Linked DNA regions of Homo sapiens: all the other regions are linked to region 1. A link is a loop called in an ENCODE intact Hi-C map of the cell type or tissue named here. Cell type or tissue: mammary epithelial cell. All regions are shown on one strand.

Region 1 (8,000 bases):
TGATGGTGGATAGGATAATTTGGAGTCGGGAAAACCTGGAGACCAGTGAAAAAATTATGGAATCTATTGTCCCTGGTTGAGACTCTTTTTCCCAATTTTCTAGTTTACCTGCTGTCTTCAGAGAGGATTATTAGCATATCAGGGTGTAATTTTTTGAATGAAAGTAGGAAATTAGGTTTATCATTATTTCTTTGTTCCAAAAGCCTGGTTGTTAGAGACTTCTTATTAGTGTACTTTTCATAATCTAAGAATTTCTAGTGAGATGGTGAAATATGCAAAAAAAAAATGCAATTTGCTCAGCTTATAAATATTGGCTATTTAATTAACATTGTTTGTGACAATGACATATTTTTCTTATATAGATGATGAGAGAAAGTTCTTTGAAAAATTGCATAGCTATTGTTCTTGAGTAAGTTGCTAAGAGCATTTTACCACCAAGAATAGAGCTAAAGAAAATTGGCTTTGCCTTGTCTGAAGACCATGACTTCTACCTTGGGAACATGTGCACCGAAATGAATACAGCCTCCTCTATGTGTTCACGGGAGGGGATCGTGGGTGGGGAGGTGCAGTGATTCTCAGAACGGCCCTTGTAATTTAAACCTAAGTACCAATATCTCTATGTCAGAAGCAAGGAAATAGACCAAAGCATTAAATGACTAGTTTCAAAATATGCACTTAACCAGCTCTAATGCTGAGAGGAAAATCTTCACTTTTATAATTTTTTTGTATATCCAAGTAAATATGTATAACAACTTTCTCCTAAGACATTTCCCCCTTTTGGTTCTAGAGACCAAAAAAATTGTTGTCTATGTTTCTAAACTTTTTTTCAAGGACTTCACACTTTTAAATTCAAGTTGAATACCCGTTATCTGAAATGCTTGGGACCAGAAGTGTTTCAGATTTTGGATACTTTTGGGTTTTCGAATATTTGACTATATACCTTGAGATATATCAGGGATGGGACCTAAGTCTGAACAAAAAATTCATTTATGTTTCATATACACCTTATAAACATTGCCTAAAGATAATTTTATACAATATTTTAAATAATCTTAAGCACGAAACAAACTTTTGACTGTGTTTTGACCGCAACTCATCACACGAGGTGAGGTGTGGAATTTTCTACATGTGGCGCGATGTCAGTGCTCAAAACATTCAGATTTTGGAGGATTTTAGATTTTGGAGTTTGAGATTACAGGTGTTCAACCTTTGTATCAAACACAACCAATTTATTAACAAAGCAGGTACAAAGTACAACACACTTATGCCCCTAACTTTTGAAGAAAAGCAAAAAAGATTAGTAGGTAAAAGTTGTTTTTCTCTCCCACAAATCATCTTTGCTACTCACACACACATATACTTTGCAAGTGTTTCCAAATCTCTGAAAACTTCACATCTCTTGTCTCAAGCTCTAGGTATGTACCTGCCTACCATAGTGTGGTGTCAAAGGGAAGGTGTCTGAGCAAACTTATTGATCTTAACCTTTTCTTCTCCACCTATGGCAGAAGCCACAAATACCTTATGTAAAGGGCTTGCAGCTGTGCCCTGTGAAGGAGCACTCCCTCCAGACTGGGCATGCGTCCTGGCCTCTGTTTGGAATGCTCTCTTTCTGCCTCAGTTTCCTTCCTGATGTATATATATAGACTCAGCCTCTCTGCCCAAGTCTTCTATGATGACAGCTCACTAGGCAGGCAGCGTGGATCTATGTTCCAGTCTCCTCTTGCAGATCAGATACCACCTCTGAGATCCTTCTCTGCTCCTCACTGACCAAACTCAAGGAACAGATCTTCCCTGCCCAGGTCTCCAGGACCCCAACCTACCCACTTCTAGGAGAGAATTCACACAGGGTAAGTTAAGAACACTTATAGCAAGGGATAAATCCTCCCTGCCCCTCGCATGGTGTGCCTTAACATTTAGCCCTAACCACAGGGATACAGAATAGCCCCTTCTGCAAAACTGAACTGGAAAATTGGATCCACATATAAAAAAGGAGGTTGTTCTGGCTAATTGATTAGTAAGGCCCCTGTAGCTCGTCCAGTTACATATATTCATGTCCAGCTTGTCACACTGTCTGGCTGACTAATTTGGCCTACAGACTCCCCAAACATGAGATTCTAATGACTCACCTAAAGTTTTAATATTCAGAAAACTGGGCCTTCTCCTTGGAAAGTTGTTCCGATGAGCAGGAATGTTAATCTGTGAGTGTAAGTACTGCCTTCACCTCTGGACGTGTCTGTGTGGTATGTGCCAAAGAGACAGAACTCAGCACAGATGGTGACTCCTGAATCATTAACTTCAGGCAGCTGCGTTCCGTGGCTGTACAGCTCCGTGGCAGCACAGGCACCAGGAGCCCACAGATTATCACGATAAACAGTACAAGACCTCTTGCAGGTCGTAGGCCATGGAGCACATGTTTAACTTCTTTGGGGAAAAAAATAATTCGCTGGCAAAAAAAAAAAACCCAGAATATTTGCCAAACACCTCATTTCCTGCTCTATAACCAGATGGTTATGAATCATGTGAAATATCCCTTCCACCTCCATGAACAAATATTCGTGTTATTTACAAACTAGTAGTACATTTGTGACTGCACATACATGCTTAACAAATTTCTAGGCCGTGGAATGTATTTCTCAAGTATATGGGAAAATCTATAACATGAAAATCTTTATCTTCCCAGGCTTTCTGAATAATGTGTATTAAACAGTTGTTGACGACCTAACAAAAGTTACTGGGTCTTGGAGTGTGAGACAGATCACTATTTTGGAGAAAGGATGTTATATGAAGCAGGAACTACATTTTTTCACTGTGGTTTCACCCTTTTATTTAGAAACAACAATAAACATTTTTGTTACGGCTTTGAAAAGAGAAAATAAATCCCTTTTTGTTATGGCTTTGAAAAGAGAAAATACATGCCTTTTTGGAAGAGAGAAAGAGAAAAGGCAGGAAGGAAGGGAAAGAAGGAAGGGGAGATTGGATGGATTCTTTGCTAGCCAAGGTGCCTAAGAGCTAGAAACAAAAGTAGGAAATACAAACACTGTAGCTTTCTGCACCACAGCTGCCTCCCCTCGCAACAAAGAGCAGGCCCTCGGCCTCCGAGCCTGGGAGAGGGAGCATCACCCTTAGGCACAATGTAGCCCAGAAGGGCCTGGCGCTGTCCTTTTTGGCCTCCTGACAAGAATGTTCACTTACAGATCCCAAGTTATCCTAAGTCCATCTGGCGTGTTCTGAGGATCAAAAACAAATGTGTGGAGCCTCCCCTCCCTCGCACCCGCCTGCACTCTCAGGCTCTGACCTGCTTTCAGGAGCACTCAGGGTGAAGCCCAGACTTGTCCCACAGGGGATTCTCTGGGAGGGAGGCTGGGAGCACATGGCATGCAGTGCCTCTGCCTCCTCACCCACCCTAAGAGGTGGAAGGAGGCAGCCCAGCAGTGCCCCTCAGAGTCAAAGACAGCGTGGCTCGCTCTCACAAGCCCTTCAGCTTGCTGGGCAGTAGTGAGATTTTTTGTTCCTTTCTTATTAGAGTCACAGAGAGTCAGAAGGGAACTCAGAGATGATTTTACAAAGGGAAGAATATTAAGGCTTAGCGAGGTCAGACTACTCACACAGGTCATGGCAAATTAGCAGAAGAGTTGGGATTTCATTTTTAGTGTTTTGCCATCCTATGGATGGGTTTAAATCAGAGGTAATAACTTTGATCCAGCTATTCTTCAAGAGAAAATAAAGCCAGGGCTTTGGGAACAGTAGGAGGTGGGGATGAGGGGAAGGGCAACATCAGGCAGCATTTATGTGACCAAACAGACACGTTTTTGACACAGGTTGGACATGTCAGATAAAATAATCTGCCATCTGCACCAACTTGCTTGACCTGAACAACAAGTTCAAATGCCAAGGTGACTAGAGAAGAGGGAGAGTACAGGAAGCAAGGGAGGGGGAGAGGCTTCTCCTCTTTCTCAGGACAGGAGTCTGGCACCTCATCTTTTTATGAACAATAGAGCCCCTGTGTAAGCCCCATGTCCCTCAGGAAAGGAGGATCCCAGGAGGTCCCATCCTCTGCAGCCTGCAGTGCCTCTTCCTCATTTCCTTATTGACTCCTGATTCCGGGGGTCCTAGGTGGGCAGGGCTTAGACGTCCAGTTGCATCAACTGTCCCTGCATCCTATCCCTGATTTTACTTCACTACAGGAAGTAGCCAGAGTGCAACAGCAGGCTCTCTGTGTCTGGATTTTATGACAAAAGAGGATTTATAAACAGAACTTGAGGGCCTTCCTGAGAAAGAGAAATTGGCCTCTCTTCAGTCAGGAGCCAGGGAATTATTTGCACGCCAAGCAAATAGCTCCCAAGCTAACAATAAATGGCTCTGGGGCTGTGTCATTCATTGACCCTGGGAATTCACCCAAGGCACCTCTGAAATTTGAAAATAGCTGTTAATTACATTAAATCGTGAGAATTACAGATTTTTCCAAAAGGGATGACTATTAGAAATGTGAGGTGTCAACGGAGGTTTGATGAATAGGCACCACCAGTTTGTTTTCTTCCTATAATCCAAGCCTCTGAAAATGACCTGAGAATTCACACATATGATCTGAGAGTCAGAATTGGCCAATATTGTAGAAAGTAAAGGTAAAACCTGTATTCTTCCCACCTCCCTTTAACAGAGTACGTACTACATTAGTCTGGTGTTTGGAACACCTACTGTAGGTTATTCCTTTGGACTTATGCGTTTTTGTACCTAAGAAACTTCTTTCAAAATAAAAATACTCTTGCCAGGGGCAACATATCAGGCTGTTGTAGACTGAATTGTGTCCCCCTAAAATTCATGGAAGTCCTAACCCCCAGTAGCTCCGAATGTGACTGTATCTGGAGACAGGGTCTTTATAGAGGTAATTAGGTTAAAATGAGGTCACTGGGATGGGCCCTAATCCAATATGATGGGTCTCCTTATAAGAGGAAATTGAGACACAGACCTGTTCACAGGGAAGACCGTGTGAAGACACTGGAAGAAGACAGCCATCCACAAAGCAAGGACAGGAGCCTTGGAGGAGAACAATCCTGGGGACTCCTTGATCTTAGACTTCTAGCCTCCAGGATTATTAGAAAATAAATTTATGTTATTTAAGCTGCCCAGTCTGTGGTACCTTGCTATGGCAGCCCTAGCAAAATAATTCACAGGCTATTTACACTTGAACATGAATTATTGATAGTAGGGAAAAAAAATGAGCCCTGTAACTTTCCTAGTCTTGAGGAATAGAGACTACAAACAAATCAAGTCTTCTGTGGGAATGCTGGGCCATGGGCTTTGGAATCACCACCAGTGATGGAACCCGAAGTAAGCTACTAAACCTCGACAGGCTCATTCATGAATCACCACCAGTGATGGAACCCCAGGTAAGCTACTAAACCTCAACAGGCTCATCCATGATGTGGGGATTATCATAATATCGACCTTATAAAGCTGCTAGGATTAAACAAAATACATGGAAAGTGTACAGTGCCTAAGACGTAGTGAGCACTCCATAAATTGTAGTTATGATAATAGTGAGGGGCTAGGAGAGGAGGCTCTGAGAAAAGAGGACTAGGTAGAAGACAGAGGGGAAAGTCATAAAAACAATGCTGGTCTGCAGAGTTGGGAGCCCTGGATTTTAGCTCCAGCCCTGCACTGATTAGATAATTTTGAGAAGTCACTTTGCCATCCTGATCCTCAGTTTCCTCATCTATACAATGAAAAGGCTAGACTATATACAAAAGACAAAAGGTGAAGAGGAAGCTAAAAACACCTCTTTTTTTTTTTTCTCAAGGTGGTCCTGAAAGGAGGAGGTGCTTTGCTTCTCTTTTTCGCAGATGTCAATTATGGATCAACTTCTGAGTCACATAGAAGAGGTAAACACAAGTTTCTTCACTCGCTTTCTTTTTCTTCCACCAAATATCCATCCCTGTAATAGCTACCATGATTGATAAGAGGAACATTTTCCAGGACCACCCTTAGCCATGATCTCAGGCCTCTGGAGTGGCCCCTTCCACCCTTCTCCAATGATCTTCCTTGCAGTGTCCCCTCCAAACCTTCCCATATCCAGGAAACCTAGATTTCCACACCCCAGGGGAACATCTCACTGGATGCCAGGAGAGCAGAAAAGCATAGATGGGTTGGACCTCACGTTACTCTGAAGGAATATCCTGAGATTTACTCTAGAAATATATTCTCTGCCAACATCAGAACTTAAGAGTCTTCATCACAAAAATTATTACATTTATTAGGTGATAATTGATGAGGCTTTGGACAGAGCATGCATTCCTTCAAGCAATCAGCTCTGTGCTTACTTGCTGCCAAGACACTGTGCTAAGTGCTAGGCTGGACAGTTCTTTCCTGGGGGGAAATTCATAGACTATTAGATAGTTAAAAAGAAAAAAAAAATCCATCATTTTACCATGCACTTCACATCGAATGAGCCATGGCATATTTCTGTTAAATATTGATATAAACCGTCATGGAAATAATTAAACATTTTCACCTTCCAGCACCATCAATTGGCCATTTCTCACCTGATCACTGAGGATATAAAGTGCTTTTCCAGACTCCAGGACTCGGTTCATTGCTAGTATCAGGACGCCTCTCATGTATGGGAAGCCAGAAACATCCCAGGAGCCTCACTGACTGCTTGGGCACAGCCCTCTGAGCAGACCTATGAAGAAACAGAAGGATTTGTGCCTTTTAGGTATCTCTGGTCAAAACAGGTATTTGAAGTTCTGATTCTGCTATTATCTGGCACCTCCACTTGGCCCATTGCTGGAAATATTAGGACTAGAAAACATCAAGATCAGGCACCGAACAGGCAAATCTCCACTGAGTGGTTCTGATGTGCAAATAGCTGATGAAGACTGGTTATGGTTATAAAATGGAACACAGTTTTCTAATTACATAGTGTGTGGGTCTCGTGTGTGTGTGTGTGTGCATGCATGTGTGTGCATGTGTGTGTTCGTGTGTGTGTGTGTGCATGTATATCTAAGGTGCTTCACATTTAGCTCTCAGCTCTCAGAATGAGTCCACATTCTGAGGTAAATCTATGGTGTTTGATACCAACCAATTTGAGAGAAACATCTGGTGTCATTTGCTTTTCTAGATTCATTTTTATATCTCCAAGACAGAGACACAACAAAGCTTTACTTAGGGCCAACTTATTCTAAAGTTTTATTGGTATCTAGAAGTAGACACCCATGTCTCTTCCACTTCCTTATTTGAATAAAATTAAGTGGGTCTAGTCCTTACCTTAATTCTCTCTTAAAAATGCTCAAGAAAACCAATTTCAATAGCTGGGCCTAAAACAATATTACAAAACTTGGGTGCTAGGATTATAACAAGGATTTTTCCAACCAGCAAGAAACAAAGCAAGACTTTCAAACAGTTTTATTATTTTTTATCTTTTTAAAAATTGTATTGGGGTAAAATACACGTAGCATAAAATTTACCATCTTAACCATTTTTAGGCCTACAGTTCAGTGGTACTAAGTACATTCCTATTGTTATACGGCCACTACCACTATCCATCTCCAGAATCTTTTCATCTTCCCAAACTGAAATTCTGCCTCCATTAAACAATAACTCCCCAGTCCCATCTTTCCCCAGGCCCTGGAAACCACCATTCTATTTTCTGTCTTTATAAATTTCACTACTCTAGACATTTCATATAAAGAGAATCATATAATATGTGTTCTTTTGTGGCTGGCTTATTTCGCAGAGCATAATGTCTTCAAGCTTCATCCATGTTGTAGCATATGTCAGAATTACCTTTGTTTTGAGGGTGAATAATATTTCATCATATGTAGATGCCACATATTGTTTACTCACTCATCCCTCAATGGACGCTTGGGTTGCATCCACGTTTTGGCTACTGTGAAAAATGCTGCTATGAATATGGGTGTACAAACATCTCTTTGAGACCCTGCTTTCAACTCTTTTGGGTATATACCCAAAAGGTTAATTGGTGGATCATACAGTATTTCTAC
Region 2 (8,000 bases), 95 kb before region 1:
AGGCAAAGGAAGAGCAAAATCACATCTGACATGGCAGCAGGGAAGAGAGAGAGCATGTGCAGGGGAACTCCCCTTTATAAAACCATCAGATCTCGTGAGACTTATTCACTATCACAAGAACGGCACAGGAAATACCCACCCTCATGATTCAATTACCTCCCACTGAGTCCCTCCTACGACATGTATTATGGGAATTATGGGAGCTACAATTCAAGATTTGGGTGGGGACACAGCCAAACCATATCAGCCTGTGTCTATGAAATAAAATTGTGTTAGAAATGAAGTAGAACAAAGTAGTAAACACATATTGCTAAGATCAAGGTTTTGAAAAATCTAAAGTGATACAAATAGATGATTGTTGATTAGGATCTGGGAGATTAAATTTTTTCATGTAAACACCATTTTCCCAGGAAGTCAGCTGTCTTTGAGATGAGGAGGAAACTTTTTAAAGCCATAATAGGAAGTGGTTTTAAATAAACCCAGCAGCATCTTCTGAGTCTCAGTTTCCCCATCTGCTGAATCAGTGTCATGTACCTATATCCCAGGATTGTGAAGATTAAATGAGATGAACCATCTGAGCACACCCTGTCCACTGGGAAGGAGTTTGTAATCCAGGCGCCATGGTGGACGCAGCATGGAATAAGGGAAACAACTTGAGCTTCAAATTACAACCCCCATTTACATGCCGCCTCCATCACACCTAGTACTGAACTTTTACTAAACCTTAATGTCTTCAACTGTAAAATGGGTCTTTCTACTTTGCCAGGTTCTGTCATGATTAAATGGTGTATCACATGTAAAGAGGATAGTAAAACACTGGGTACACACTACCTGTTCAATTAATATTAGTCTTCTTCCTTTCTGTTGTTTCAAATCTGCAATTCTTTTATTCTCTTTTTTTAAAAATTCAAAATGAGAGAAACTCTTTGAAAATGAAAATAAGCAACTTAAGACCAAACATCAAAGAAGGTGATACTTGACTGATTCATTACCAAGTTATACAATAAAAATAGTTTCTAAGACGTTTAAGGGGATAGGTCTCGGTATGCTGCTCAAGTTAACCAGAGTCATCCAATGGTCTCGGTGCTAAGGAGGCTGACCTTGGCCCTCCTCTGGCATCCCTAGTCTTGTGAGACAAGATCCACATTACAGAAGATTTGCCTATAGATACACACAGGAACAGGTTAGAGTTGTGACAGTTGTGACAGCTTGGGAATGAGCTATCACAAGACTGGTTAATTGTAGGACCACAGGCAAACAGGTTAGAGATTTCCCAAACTCTACCTGAGAGTAGTTTCAAACAGGTACTAGGAGTCCATCCCAAGAGGAGAACTCTTGGTTCTAGGTAGGTTCTGGGGAATATATTAGCTGAAACTCAAGGAAAGGAAAAGAACAAGTGTGGACACTTCCTGACTCCTCTTAAAGCAGGACTCTGTCTCCGGAAACAGCAGCATAGTGGAAGTCAAACATATGTTCCTGCAGAGTTAGAGTCAGCCCTGAACAGCAAGGAAAGAACAAGATGCACAGCCCTTGTTTGTAAACAAAGACCAAGATAAATGTCAGCTGCCAGACCTCAAAGGGAGGCACGACAGGACACTTGGAGAGACAACTCACAGGCAGCAGAGGAAGTCCTTTGGTCTCCCTGGTGGTTTCCAGCAGACCTTTCCAGAGCCTCCATGGAAGAACAGGGGAGCTAAGAGGGCCAGAAGGGATTCTGCCTAAGTGTCCGCCTCACAGAGCTGTACTGTCTTCTCCTGGCCAACTTTCAAGATCAATTTGATTTTCACTGTCATCACAGGCTGTGGTCGAATGCTTTGGAGTCGGGCACTTAGATTTGAATCCCCCAGCAGCAGAGAAAAGGCTAAGCGTCCATTTTGGTTTCATTTTTTAAATTTTTTTGTTTTGTTTTGTTTGTTTGTTTCTATGAAATGGGGATACCAGTAGTCCTTACTTCATAGGGTTGTTGTAAAGAATAAATTAGATCAGGTATATAAAGCCTTTGGCACAGTACCTGGCACATAGCTGGCGCTCAGCAAATTCTGGGTGCTGTTACTGATATTGCTGCTGATTTCTTCCTCTGCTTTGTCATTTCCCCCATGGCAGCATATTTCACCAGAACTAGGAGATGTGAGGAGCTGGGGAACCATCAATGAAAAACTCAGACATTTTCCAGAGTGGGGAAGGATGTTATTTATAGCAACCAAGAGAAGAAGCAGCTGTAAGGAAGCAGTGAAAAGGAAGCGCATGTGCTGGTACTGAGGTGACCTTTACATCTATCAACCTTGCCTGTGGGCCTGCCTCAGTCCAGCTAAGGAGTTAGCCTCTTAGGGCAGGTGAGGGCCCCATGCTAACATGCAAGGAAGTTCAAGAATGTTTGTTGAGGGCCTAGGGCATTCAGAACGATGCAAAAGAGAAAAGAAGCTTCCCTTGGAGACACCCAGGGAAGAGTCTTCCAAAGGGGAAGGGGCTCCACCCACCCCACTCCCCATTCAACTTCATTCCCAGGGTTTTGGGGAGAGGGCAGGGCAGAGAAGGTATTTGGTCCCTGCCTTAGAGCCTGCCCTTAGTCAAGAACCAGGGCCCTTGCCCAGGGAACTCAGGGATCACAAACAGGGTCCAAATCTCATAGCAGTGCTCTCACTATTCTTGGCCTTGGAGAACTGGATTTTAAGGAAGCTTGAGCCCAGTACTGAGAGGAACACAGTATTTATTTTCAACAGGGTGTCATTCCCAAGTATATATAGACAATACATATTTTTATAGTAGGTCAGTACACAAGCAGTTTCGGTAACTGGGCCACCTTAAGAATTCTGCTACGGTAACTGCACTAAAACTCTGCGGTTGTCTTTTTGTTGGCAACACGAATAAGAGGTAGGTAAAGGTTACTAAAGAAGAAATTTCGCATTTTATACACACACACACACACACAAAATACACACATATATCGTCCAGGACCTAGCACTGTGCCCCACACACTATACACACGTATACAGCCAGGACCCAGCACGGTGCCCAAAACACAGAAGGTGGTGATTAATGTTTCCAGAACAAGTGGTTACAGAGATGCATTTTTAAATGACCCAGCATTTGTCTGTAAGCCAATATATGAGAGTTTCTCCTCTCTCCCTCCCTCATATTCTGTCTCTCTCTCTCTGTCATAAATACACATGCAGAAACACAAGCACACACTCACAATGGCAAACAACAGATAGCCTCAATATTTGGTCATCTTAAAAGTAATGTGATGACACAGTTCATAAGTAGCTTCTCTGAGAACTGATTGCCTAGTTACTGACTCACAAACTTAGTCTGTTTTTTAAAAGTAGACCTAGAAATTCTCATAAAACTCCACTTTGTTCTTCTCCATATTCCCTTTATCACTTCCTTCTATCACACATGCATCATATTTTACTTTTACAACACTTGGGATCTGGTTATGACAAACTCTGTAACAGCTCATTGTATTCATTGTACAGTTTCTTGTCTAGTTTTGCTAAGTTATACCCCTCATAAAAGAAGTGCAGGAACCCCAAATATGTAAATGTCTCCTTTTCCAACCCAGAGGGTAAGCATGTAACTGATACTAATGTAACCGACACCTACTTAATGTTTCCCAGACTCTTAATAACTTCCTTTTTAAAAACTTATGATGGTGTCTTACAAGAAGTCATTGTTGGGCTCTTGAAACATTTAGAATAAAACGGTGCATCAAAGGGACCGGTCTTCTGGTCAGGTTATCATCTGTGTTTTTGAGAGTGTTCTTACCAAGGCAAGTGTGTGTCTAGAGTACAGGACACGTACATAAACACACACACTGTAAGCAAAAGTACAGAAAGCACAGGCACTGTCAAGTCATGAAGATGTGAGTTTCTTCCTAGCCCTGACAGCAGTGGCTGTTACATTGGACAACCCAAGGTACCCCCTTCCCTAAAGAATAAATCATGAGACAGATCAACTTCAGCAGCAGAACCAACTCCCTCAGCAGTTTGGGCTGGTTTGCAGACAAATCAAATTATTTAAACCCTTCGATGATTCTACTGTGCCCATTGTACAGGAATTTAACATTAAATTTGTCTTCAGATTATATTTCATAAAAAAGGGTAAGAACAAACATTTTTTTCCTACCTGCTGCTGGAGCCACCAGGAGCCAGGCTGCTGCTCTCAGAATGGGGCAGACTCCAGGCATTAATCTTCAGCTCCTGCCCCTGGAACCAGAATCGTCGAAACAAAATTTTCAGTTGCTGTGAGTAAGCAGGCTGTTTACTTCCAGCCACTTCTTTCCCATTCCCATGGCTTTTTGAGTGCCAGAGTGGGGTGCTCAAGGAAGAATGTTTGGAGAGAAAGGGATTGAGATTGGGGGAAAGGGCAGGAGAAAATAGTGTTAGTTCACCCAACACCCTTCCTTCAAGGAGGAAAGCCCTCTTTCTCCAGTTTTAATTTCTCATAGAAGATCTGCCACTGCATTACTCATATAATTGCTACATTGCCCCTTCACAAACAGCAGACATAACTTTTTGGGCGAGCCTCCAGATTTCTGATGCATGCCCGTACCTGTCTGCAGAGATATTGCTGTGCCTGGGAAAATTGGGAGGGCAACATACCCACCCAAAGGGAGGACCCAGTCTAGATTATTAATCAAGCTCTCGGGATAAAATATACCACAAAAAAAGCAGAGGCCGGTGTGAGCTTCTCCATCCATAGGGCATCCACCTCATTCATGGGATCACTGGTTAGGGATCGAACTTCGTTCAAATAGATCAGCAGCTACACTTTGTCAAGCTTTGACTTGTTTCCCCAAAGAGGAAAGGAGTAGCAAGGATTACTATCACAGAAAGAATGTGGCTTTCTTACTCCAGGCAGTCAATGTAGGAGAGTCAAAGATGAGAGATGTGCAATTAGAGTTCCTTTAAATTCAATATCATGAAATACAGTATTTAAGAAGACATTTCAAAGATAAGGCAAGCATTATAGAAGCTCCATGTTTGATTCATTCCTAGTTTCCAAGAAGGTGGTAGTACTACAGTAGAGAGGATGTAGAAATAGGGCAGAAGTTGTTAAGTCTTGCTCTGCTGTTGACTACCCATGTGACCTTGAATAAATCCCTTAAACTGATTTCCAAATAAGCAAAATGAAAGGATTGGGCTGGAAGACTGGCACAATAACAGAACACCATCTCTCAGTTTTACATCTATTCCATCTTGTTTTTGTATCAAAACTTTGATTTTCCTTTGGGGAATCACCCCTTCCTCTCAGCTGTCGTGGATGTTGTTGACACCACCCCCAGACTTCTTCAGAAGTGGGCCTGTGGCCAAGTCTAGCCAATCAAAATTACTGCGAAAATTTCAGAGACGGGCTCCTGCCAATGGGAGTCGTCCCTGGAATTTTTGCTGGGAAGGGAGGTTCTCATTCTGCTGTGGTTTCTAATCATAGAAGCAGAGCCTAGGGCTGCTGGTGGCCACCCTAGGGAAAGAGGAACTGCCTGAAGATAAAGCCACTGCAGAAGAAAGCAGATCTCGTTACTACATCGTTTGAACACTTCATTCAGCCATGACGAAAGCAAGCATTTCCCTCAGATTTCTTAAAAATGTCCTTTATCTCCTTAAGCCCATTTCAGTTAGATTTCTAATACTGGCACTAAAAAAATTCCAGCTAATATGAATTTCTTCCTACTTCCCTCTATACCTATCACCACTGCTTTTTAACATTCATTTCTACAGTATCAGTGGGGGGATTTCTAGGGCCAATAAATGAGTTTCCTTTTGCTTCACTCTTGGAAATGTGTTTCAAGGCTAAGCCTGCATAGCAGAGAGATGTCAAAGTAAGGCAAATTCTGGTGAAAGACTTTAAAAATCTTTCATCCTTTCTCTGAATATAGTTATTTGTAAAAAATATTTTTAAAAAATAATGCGCAAAGGTGAAATGTACAAAGCATAACTCCCCACCATTTGACCTTCCAACAATAACTATGGATAACATTTTAGTGGCTTGCTATTCAAAATGTGACCCATAGAACAGCAGCACTGACCTGGAGCTGGTTGGAAATGCAGGACCTCAGGCCTTAATCCAGTCTTGCATTTTCACAAGATCCCCCAAGTGATCTGTATGTAAATCAGAGTCTGAAAAGCACTGGCTTAATGTACAGCCATCTAGAGATTGTTTTCATATAGTCAGCAGCATTTTTTCCAGTACCTATAATTTGTTGATTTTGTATTTTACTGATTTTGTAAAGGAAATGTATATACAAATACAATAAACCAAAAATAATGTAATCAAAATTCTTTATAACAAGCAATTCATTTACAGGGACTGTAACTATAAGCCAGTTATAAAGCTGTGACAAACCCACACTAGACCTTAGGATACTATATACAGTAACAAACAATACTGGGACACTGTACACGCTAGAGCAGCAGGTCTTCAACTTGAGCATTCATTGGGACCACCTGGGGGTCATGTTCATGATTCCCAAACCCATACTGAGAGTTTCTGATGCAGTAGGTCTGGGGTGAGGCCTAAGCATTTGCATTTCCAACAAGTTCCCAGGTAATGCTCATGCTGCTGGTCCCAGAACAACATTTCTCCAGTACTTCAAAAACAAAAAAAAAAAAACGGTTTTATACCCTATATACTATCCTGAAACTTGCTTTTTTCACTGAATATTGTATCTAGGACATCTTTCCATGCCTAGCATATATAGCATTGCATCATTCTTTTTAAGGGCTGCAAGGTCAGAGATCGTTAGGGATATGACAACATAGGTTAAATGACAAAAGAGAGAATGACTGGCATCTTCCACATAAGGACAAGCATACCCACAACCAGAATTTCTCATCCACTTTCAACTTGAAATAGGCATCTTGTGATTGAGTCTATAGATCAGCAAAGCTCTGGACTGACCAGGAAAGAGATTAGCATTGTATCAGTGTCCACGAAGATACAAGTATGAAATTTGATTCCTTTGGGAACTATTCTGGTCTTTTATTTTTTCTATGTTTTCAGTGCCAGTTATGATAACAGGTATACAGTAAGAACTTCATAAATGCCTGCAAAGTCAATAAATGAAACCATCAATGCATTGAATGCACATAAAAACTCTACACAGGAATTCTTGATACAGAACTGCTGCACCATACTGCATACTGCTAATGCTTAATAGTTAGATAGCCCTCCTCAGTCCATCAGACTCCCACAAAGAAAGTGATCCAACTTGCAGGCCGGGCATGGTGGATCATGCCTGTAATCCCAGCACTTTGGGAGGCCGAGGAGGGCGGATCAACAGGTCAGTAGATGGAGACCATCCTGGCTAACACGGTGAAACCCCGTCTCTACTAAAAATACAAAAAATTAGCCGGGCATGGTGGCGGGCGCCTGTAGTCCCAGCTACTCGGGAGGCTGAGGCAGGAGAATGACGTGAACCCGGGAGGCGGAGCTTGCAGTGAGCCGAAATCGCGCCACTGCACTCCAGCCTGGGTGACAGTGCGAGACTCCATCTCAAAACAATTAAAAAAAAAAAAAAAAGAAAAGGAAGTGATCCAACTTGCAAACTTGCAAGTATGGTTGGAACTTCAAGGGGAAGTCTGGCAACAATCAGGTCTGGGATTCTGAGGCAGTTCCCTGGCCATCCCTCAGCTTGACTGCAGTGTGCCTGCTAAATGTCACCTGTTGTTAAAATGCTCTGGGCTTGGACTTCCTCACCTCGGGAAAGTTAACCTGTTGAAAAGGTTTTTCGCTTAGGTAGAAAAATACAGCCATATAAATAAAATATGAAGACATATATCCAGCATATATAATCTTCAACCGAGCCATGCCCATGATTCTGTAACCACACATGTGATCACCACCAAACAAAGGATGGCGTGACTACGATATACCCTAGAGGATCACATATTGAACAGAAATGCAGAAATTTCAAATGCAGAAATTAGAAATTTGGATTGAGTTAGGGAGTGAGATGGGATGAAGAGATGGTCACAGGTACTGTTCCTCAAACAGGAATGGTG
Region 3 (8,000 bases), 61 kb after region 1:
CTCTCAGACTACATTAAATTAGAGACAGTGCAGTTGTGAGACTGAAGAGAGACCTCAGGGATGACTCTTCCTCCAGCATCCTCCAGATTCTGGCTTTGTTGCCAGCAGCCAACACTGGCAGCGAAAGATGGCTTAAACCAGTTGGCTTGCTTTGAATGCCCATAATTGGCCACACTACCTCTGCAGATGGTCCCTGAGGGCACAGCTCCTGCTTGGCAGAAGAGTCAGTGGTTTTCAACCAGGCCCCGGAAGTGTAGGTTTAATTTCTGAAGCTAGCAGTAAGATGGGAGCCACGTTGCCCTGTGATTAGCCTGATGGAGACAGCAGTCCACCTGAGCTCCGCCCACCCTGAGGCCCTGCCTGGGCATGTGCTGGAAGTTCCTTTAAACAGATTCAAATAACAACAGTTTATGTGTCTAGATACCAAAAGCATATGAGGGCAGTCTGGACTCAGCAGGCTGCACATTTCTCCAAACAAATAATTTATCACTGATTCTTTTAGCAATAAAACAGGGGAGGGAGAGAAGTTCAATAATAGAAGTAACAGGTGCAATTATAAAAGTTCCAATCATACTCTTTTGTTATGAAGTTAATTCCTCAATAAAACATGCATACAACTCAAGAACAACACACAGAGCTAATTTCTACTCTAGGAATTTGGAATAAAGTTAGATTCCTGTCCCATAGACTAGAAGCTGGTTGTTTTCCATCCAAGAGCAAGGTAATAAGCAGAAAGAGAAAACTCTTTTCATTCTCTTAAATAGCAGGTATGCTCAGGAGACATTCTCACTACCAGGGAAAAGAGAATGGGATTTGGAATCTGTAACATGATCAGCCACTTGCATACCTGGATGAGTTCATTAGCCATTCTGAGACCCCAGCCACTTTCTATTTTGGTATAGATTGGGCTAATCATATCCACTCTCAAGGTGGAGTTGGGAGGATGAAATGCTGAAAGCACAGCTGGCTTTTTTGGCTAACATTTATTGTGGGCCTACTTTGTTTCAGCAGAGCTGGGCTTTGGGTGACCCCACTGTCCACATGCCTTCCAAAACCGCACGTTACCTCTCCCAACACTGTTCAATAACCATCAGGCTGTCTCCTCCCCACAATGTGCCCACTCTGCACTTTGGGCAGCCACAATCTCCAACTTCAATTTGTGCATCTTCAATTCTGTAAAAGTAGTGACAATCTACTGCTGCTTCCCTCATGATACCTTTCCACAGTAATCTTCCTCCCTCTCTCTCTCTCAGTCAACTCTTGCCATCCCCTTACCTAATGGCATTTTCCAGCTCTCAGGAATTCTGAATCAATCTGCAATTTCTTTTCCTAGAATCCTTCCCCCCAAGAGTCCTGATCACATGTGAAACAAGTTTGGCCATTGTGCAAATTAGTTCTGTGGCCAAGTTCCTAATGCAAAGTCTAGCAGAAGCCAAGGGTGGGACTGGGAAAATGAAGTCAGTGTGACAGCCCCATGGTGAGTGGAAGGGTTGGAAGGCTTTGTGATCCAAAGGAAAAAAAAACACTAGACCAGGAGTCTCAGCCTCTCTCCCAGATCTACCCCTGAGTCCTGTGACCACTATAACACTTTTAATATCTATGGGCTTCCATTTCTTCACCTGTGAGATCAGGAGGTTGGGATCAAATCAGACATAGTAAATAGGTGGTACTGGTGCCATCATTCACTCATTCACTTACCTCCTCCCACTCCACGCACACACACATCCATGGCACATATCATTAACCAATCAGTACCTTTTTTCCTGCAGAACCCAGACTAGCCCCAGCACTCCAGGCAATCACCACCAAACAATGAGAGTTGGCACAGGATACAAGACTTCTGTCCTTCTATGACATGGATTTCTTCAGCATCCAGGTTTGCAGACTAATGAGCATCACCTTAAAGTAGGGCAGTGTAACTTCCTGGAAATCAACAATATGTACCGTCTAATGCCTCTTTACGCTGCAGCTCTGGGCAGACTGTAGAATGGCCAGGCTAGCCTGCCATGTGGGGAAACCAATCCTGAGTATAACCCACAGCTCCTTGTCCATGCAATGGGAGATGGTCCTTTAATGCCCAGCACAGATTTTTTATTGGAATTTCCAAAGAGCATATCCCATGAGCCTCGTTTCACCACAGATAATCAGACTAATTCCTCAGACTCCACAGTGCCAAGTCTTTCCTTACTTGCTAGCTTCAGTGTCTGCTTTGGCCTCCTGCCCTGCTTATGAAGCTCTGGCCCTCTCCACTGTAGATTCCACAGCCCATGACCTTGACTCAACTCTGTATCTGACTCCAGCCACCCCGGGCTGACTTGCTGCCCCTTTCTCCTGCCAGCCAGGGCCCAGCAGCCCCAGAATTGCCTGCCCTCTGTTGCCCCATCTGCCCCTGGCCACCCATCTCCAACACTGAATCTCCCCAGATGTGTCTGATGTCTCAGCACTTTCCCTACTAGCAGCGAGTGGCACTCAGCATTGGGCACTCCTCTGGCCCTGAGGGGACTGACTGTGGAACAGTGGGATCCTTGCTACCCCATGGCTTTCAATAGCTTCAGGAGCTCCCTTTTCTTGCCTGAATTTCTCTGCCTGGTTTCTAAGGTCCTGCGCAATCTAGCCTACCTTTCCCAGTTCCCATCATCCCTCTACACTAGCTACCTTGCTCTTCCCGGTGCAGCACCAGCTCCCAAGCCCACTCCCACCTGAGGCCTCTGGACATCATTTTCCTCTTGCCGGCAACTTCCTCTCCTCTTTCTCAAGGTCCCCACAACTAACAATTCTTCACAATTCAGCTTACGTCCCATCTCCTCCATGAAGCTTCTCCTGATTATGCCAGGCTTTGGTTTTTACCTAACATTTAACTTTCCTACCAGGTAATTTAGTACTTAATTATATGTTACTTCACAGGATTTTACAGAGCGGAAGTTCTTTGAGGGCAAGAACCTGCCACATGGCCTGAGTGTCTCTCCCTGGTGACATTATAACAAATTAACAAGCAAAACAAACATTATTGAGCTCCTCTCCTATGATAAAAGTGCTTAAACACTTGCTAATTCGTTTTTTGAAACACTGAGTAACTGTGCTGGGATGCATCAAATTCTTGCCCATTTATGTCCCATCTGGATCATAACAGATCCTTCTCTCCCTGAATTAAAGAAAAACTTAGATTATGCTGGAGTCCAAGAAAGTATTTGCCTATTAGGCTTTGGCAGTGGTTTTCAAGCTTTTAATACCGAGAGTCATCTGGGGTATTTTCTAGAAGAGTAGATTTCTCAGCTGCACGGACAAAGTTCCTGATTTCGTGGAATAGGGCCTGAAGTGTGCATTTTAATAAGTGGTCTAGGTAATCTTAAAGTAGATAGTTTGTCAATCCTACTCTGAAGAAAAAACGGGGCTGTGGGAACTTGCTTTCCCAGAGACAATCTGCAATGGGTGGGGCAAAGGCAAAGAAGGGGCCACCACCCCCAGAAAGGTCTATCCAGATTTTCCTCAGCCTCTTCTTTGGTTATACTCCAACTCTGATTACCAAATCTTTGAGACCCTCAGCCAACAGGCCACTTGGCCTTGAAGAGTCATTTTTATCTGCAGGGATCTCCCACCCACAGGCCTCCACTTGGCCTGCCCTCACTGGAGGAAACAAACACACCAGTGCTCTGTTAACCAGCTGCAGTGTTGGGCTTACAGGTTATTTTAACTCCACTATGAATCAGAACAGAATTATGAACAATTTACATGAGACTTGTCACATCTTGTTTCAGTCTTTCTTTGGCTCATAGTTTTCCTTGTTTGGCCTTTCAAATACTTATACGTCTGATTATTTTCAAGTCTGGAAGACTACATAGGTAGCATTACACAGATATGGCTTCTCATGGCTGACATCTCAGGAAGCTCTCAAATTCACAACCCCACATGTCAAAAGTAAGGAAACAGAGAAAGCTTCCAAAAAGGCAGGGCAGAGCTGGGTAGAGCATCTCAGCTGGCACCCAGGCTGAGTAATTCTTCTCTGTGTCTTAGCATGCCATATACAGAGGCCTGAGGCCAAATGGATTTCCACAACAACTTCTGCAGCCTAATTAAGACCCATCCTGTTTGCACACGGGAACTTTGTAGGGTAGACAACTGTTAATAAGAAAGAAATAAAGTATTTTTTTAGAAAAATACTCCTGCCCTAAAGCAGATGTTAAACAACCAGGCTCCCAAAAGAATCTTGTATAAATGATCCTCTAAGCATGAGTTAGAATCTCTACTTCAAATGAGAGAAATATTCTCTGGAGATTTCCCCTAACTGAGGCAATGAATGCTCCCATGAGCTTCCTGGGCACAAGAGATACCCCAGAACACTGGTATTTCTTCTAAGAAGGCAGAGTTCAAGTGCTCTGTAGAGTGATAAAACTTACCACGTTCTCTTCCTCCGATGCTTGATTCCACCCGGGGTTCACAATAAGTCTGTGCAATGTGTTTGTTGAAAAACTGGTTCTCACTTTCTTCCAGGTGTGCAGGGTTTCTGAGCCAGGAGCAGTTGAGGAGTGGGAAGAACATCTGGAAAGACTGGGAGTAAGGACGCCCCATCTGATGGAAGAAAGGAAACACATGCCCACCCATTTTTGCACCTGGGTCTTTCATTTGCCTTTACACTGGACTCTTGCAAGCCCTAAGCAGGACATTGCATCAAGCTAATGGGCTTGTGTTGAGGTCTCTTTCAACTCACCCCAAGCCTTGGGAGAGTCATATTTCTGACAACTAAATTCATGAAGTCTTCCTAAGCCTCTTTTAAATCATGATTCTCCCTTTGAAACAATAGGCACACACATTAAAGTCCAAATAGTCATTAACCTTTATCACCATTCACTAGGAGGTCAGAACAGAAGAGCACCATGTAGGAATGGACAGCCTTGTGGGTGTCGTGGATGCATGGTCCCATCTGGAACCCTGGGGCACAGATATCATGAGCAGAGGAGGCAGCAGGGCCAGGGGTGGATGCGAATTCTGCCTCTACCACTTCTAACCAGTACACCCTGGGCAGTGTACTTGACTGCTTTGTTCTTCAGTCTCCTCCTCTGTGAGGTTGAGATAATGGTAGCAACTAATTTAGGAGATTATTGTGAGAATTAAATGAGATTGTCTATGTCATAATAGGTATGCAATAAGTGCCTAATATATGTTGATTTTTTACTCTGTTTTCTAGAGAAGACAGATGTAGAATTTAGTCTTCATGATGGGTGGCTTCTGAAGATGTCAAAAGGGACAATGCCTCAGAGGCTGGCAGCCCCCTGACATGGTGAAATAGGCAGCCGTGTGGTCAGGCCAGGGCACAAGATTCACACACTCCCTCTCTCCCTCAGTAATGCTCAGGTTGTCTACAGGAAACATCCTATAGTCCTACATATCTTGTTCCCCACGTTGAACAAAGTGAGGAGAAAGACATAAAAGGATTTCTCTGCTCTTGCTCAGTTTTCATCTCATGAAAGAATAAGACTTGCCTCAAATTTCATGAGTGTACAGTCGAGTTCTTACCTGGCAGAACTAATCTTCTGGGGGAACAATAATAGGTCATGTTAATTAAGTACTCATTCTCCTAAGTATATTTTTTATTATCTCATTTTTTTCTCATAGCAACCCTCTAAAGAGGGTCTATTGTCATCCCCATCTTACAGAGGAAACTGAGCACAGAATGGTAACTTGCCCAAGGTCATCATTTAGCCAGAACTTAAACCCATTGGGTCAAACTCCAGCACCCACTATACAAAGCTGTCTCATCTCAACCAGCCCTCTCTCCTTCTGACTCACTTCGGTATTTCATTTTTTAATTGACATTTGCTAAGAAGGTCAAATGGATGACGAAGGATGTTGTTGAGCACTCATTTTAGCAAAGTTGTATCTAGCACTTAATCATGTGACCAATTGCTGTACTAAGACTAGGGGATAAAGGGAGGGGAGGACATGCAGTCCATGTCCCTAATGAACATTCCATCTCCTTGATTGGCGGGGGAGAGAGAGAAAGAGAGAGAGAGGCCACATGAAAGAAAAATAACAATGTAAGAAAGGGAGAGAGGAAGAGAGAGGAAGCAGAGATCTGGGAGAGTACAGAGGAGTGATGCGGTGATTCAACCCCACAAGGAAGGTCAGTGTGTCTTCTTTGCATATACGGTAAACAGAAGAAACTGAAGCTTAGAGATCTTAAATAGCAAATCCTAGTTTGCTTAGCAAGTCAGTGGGGGGAGGTAGGAGACTAGTGTCTGACTCTGAAGCCCACACCCTCTTCACTGCACATATGTCTCCCTGATCCTGAAAGGGTAGTTTACGACCATGTCCTTAAGGGCCTGAATGTTGCACTAAGGAGCTTGGGCTTTATTCTCTAATGAATATAAGTACCCACAATGCTCCTCTGCTCTAAAGTTAAGAGCATCATCTAGGGATTGCCGGGCAGAAGGCAAATCCCACTGGTTTCCTTCTACGCACACATATATCCCCTCCAAGGGTGTCCAGTGAGCCAATCAACCACTTTTTTCACTTTTATGCAAACACAGCAGCTGGATTAGCTGCACCTGCAGCCTCTGCTGTGTCACACATGATAAAAGGATCAAAGTCTAGAACATGACTTCAGACTATAATTTAAGATAATTAAGATTTTTAACCTAAATTACATTTTAACATTTCATAACAGAGCTGTCAAGATTCTATCTATCAAAACTCTATCAAGCAAACAAAAGAGGATAATTATATTTTCAGACACATGCAGTCATCACTCTGCTTAAGTTCTCATAAAAAAGACTTCTGTCTTCTTTCACATTCTCATTTTCAATTGCTCTTCCTCTTCCCAGCCACCCTTGGATTCTGAGACTATGCATTCTTAAACAAGAGGAAAATATTCCAGAGGAGTTTGTAACTCAGGCCATGAAAGTGTTTCTCAGAAGCGGCAGTTCTAATTAGAACTGCATCTAAAGGAAATATCTCTTCATTGGTAGGGACATCTTGCCTCACTAAATAGACTCTGATTGGGGATGAGAAAAGGCAGCATATTAAACTCTTCAAATCAAAGAGAACAATGAAATGCCAAAAAGTTTCCTCCTAGAAGCTGAATTTGCTTTCATCTTGTCCCATTAAGATATGGAGATTGTTGCAAAATCTTTGAGTTGCCACAGGAAGAATACTAACTATTTTGGGTATTGCTGGATGCCTGCCCATCATCCACTTCACCTCTCCCCTGACCATTAGGAATCAGCCATGTCAGTGAGGTAAAAATGACCCTACTCCCCGCTGCAGTGGCCTAAGGCACTCAATGTAATCTTATCCTCATTAAGACTGTGATTGATTCAGGAATACACAAGGAATACATGCTGCAGCCAACCCTTGCACGGCGTCCCCCAGTTCCCATGACTGCTCAAGACAGGGGCACAGGATCTTACTTGGCCCCATGGCCAAGAATGAAGCCCACAAGTTTTGTTGGACAGTAGAGAGGAGAGAAATGTTCTTCCTTTGGACCTTCTTTTGGCTCTTCTTTTGGACCTGTGTGTGCAGACATTGGACCCAGAACTGTTGCAGGCATTTTGCTATCAATAAGGGAAGCCTGAGGACAAAGCCTACACACTAGGAGGATGAAGCCAGGACTGTTACAGAGAAACAGAGCAGGAATCCTGATTAAACTGTGCGTGAACACTGACACAGCCAGTTTGAGTTCAGTTCTGCTTTGTTTGCAACCAAGAGCATCCTAACTGATCCACCAACTCTAATAGTTAAGTACAGTGTTCTTAGCTTTGTGGGATCGTAGCCCTTTGAAAATCTGATATAGACCAGGATCCCGCTTCCCAGAAAAACACATGTACAAAAGGTCACATAAAATCTAGGGGTGACAGGGGCATGGACTCCAGATTGAGTCTCCAGCAGACTGGTTAGGCACTTAGGCTTTGAGGTAGGATAGATCTGGGTTCAAATCCTAGCTCAGCTACCACCAGCTTCTTGTCACTTTATGTAACTCTTCTGAACCTCATTTTATTATGCCATAA

The links. Peaks named below come from ENCODE experiments on the same cell type or tissue, not always from the same donor. Only the 100,000 strongest peaks of a DNase experiment are listed, where the experiment ranks them.
Region 2: it touches region 1 in a loop (8-fold over the local background); 2 of 110 quality-filtered maps call a loop at or near these places.
Region 3: a loop joins it to region 1, with 7 times the contacts of the local background. A loop is called at or near these places in 6 of 110 quality-filtered maps.

What each region holds. Positions count from the first base shown.
Region 1 is chr14:51,390,847-51,398,846 of GRCh38, reverse strand. It overlaps LINC02310 (long intergenic non-protein coding RNA 2310), which reads left to right and starts at 1,712. Exons shown (of 4, transcript NR_146549.1): 1 at 1,712-1,847; 2 at 5,238-5,387; 3 at 5,798-5,879; 4 at 6,516-6,718. It also overlaps a transcript of FRMD6 not described here. RefSeq lists enhancers at 1,864-3,063, 2,724-3,224, 3,225-3,725. In mammary epithelial cell, a CTCF peak has its summit at 3,423; DNase peaks (open chromatin) are centred at 2,306, 2,436 and 3,276; H3K4me3 peaks cover 143 bases; H3K27ac peaks cover 4,761 bases.
Region 2 is chr14:51,485,546-51,493,545 of GRCh38, reverse strand. All of the region lies in intron 2 of FRMD6-AS2 (FRMD6 antisense RNA 2), which reads left to right. It also overlaps a transcript of FRMD6 not described here. Among named protein-coding and RNA genes, the nearest start is that of LINC02310, 92 kb to the right of the region's middle. In mammary epithelial cell, no CTCF peak of the experiment used is centred here; DNase peaks (open chromatin) are centred at 3,095 and 4,545; H3K4me3 peaks cover 3,669 bases; H3K27ac peaks cover 4,080 bases.
Region 3 is chr14:51,329,959-51,337,958 of GRCh38, reverse strand. It overlaps LINC00640 (long intergenic non-protein coding RNA 640), which reads right to left and starts at 4,566. Exons shown (of 5, transcript NR_038358.1): 1 at 4,395-4,566. It overlaps LOC124900595 (a long non-coding RNA gene), which reads left to right. Exons shown (of 3, transcript XR_943854.3): 2 at 1,770-1,876; 3 at 4,489-4,560. In mammary epithelial cell, no CTCF peak of the experiment used is centred here; DNase peaks (open chromatin) are centred at 238 and 3,818; H3K27ac peaks cover 3,125 bases.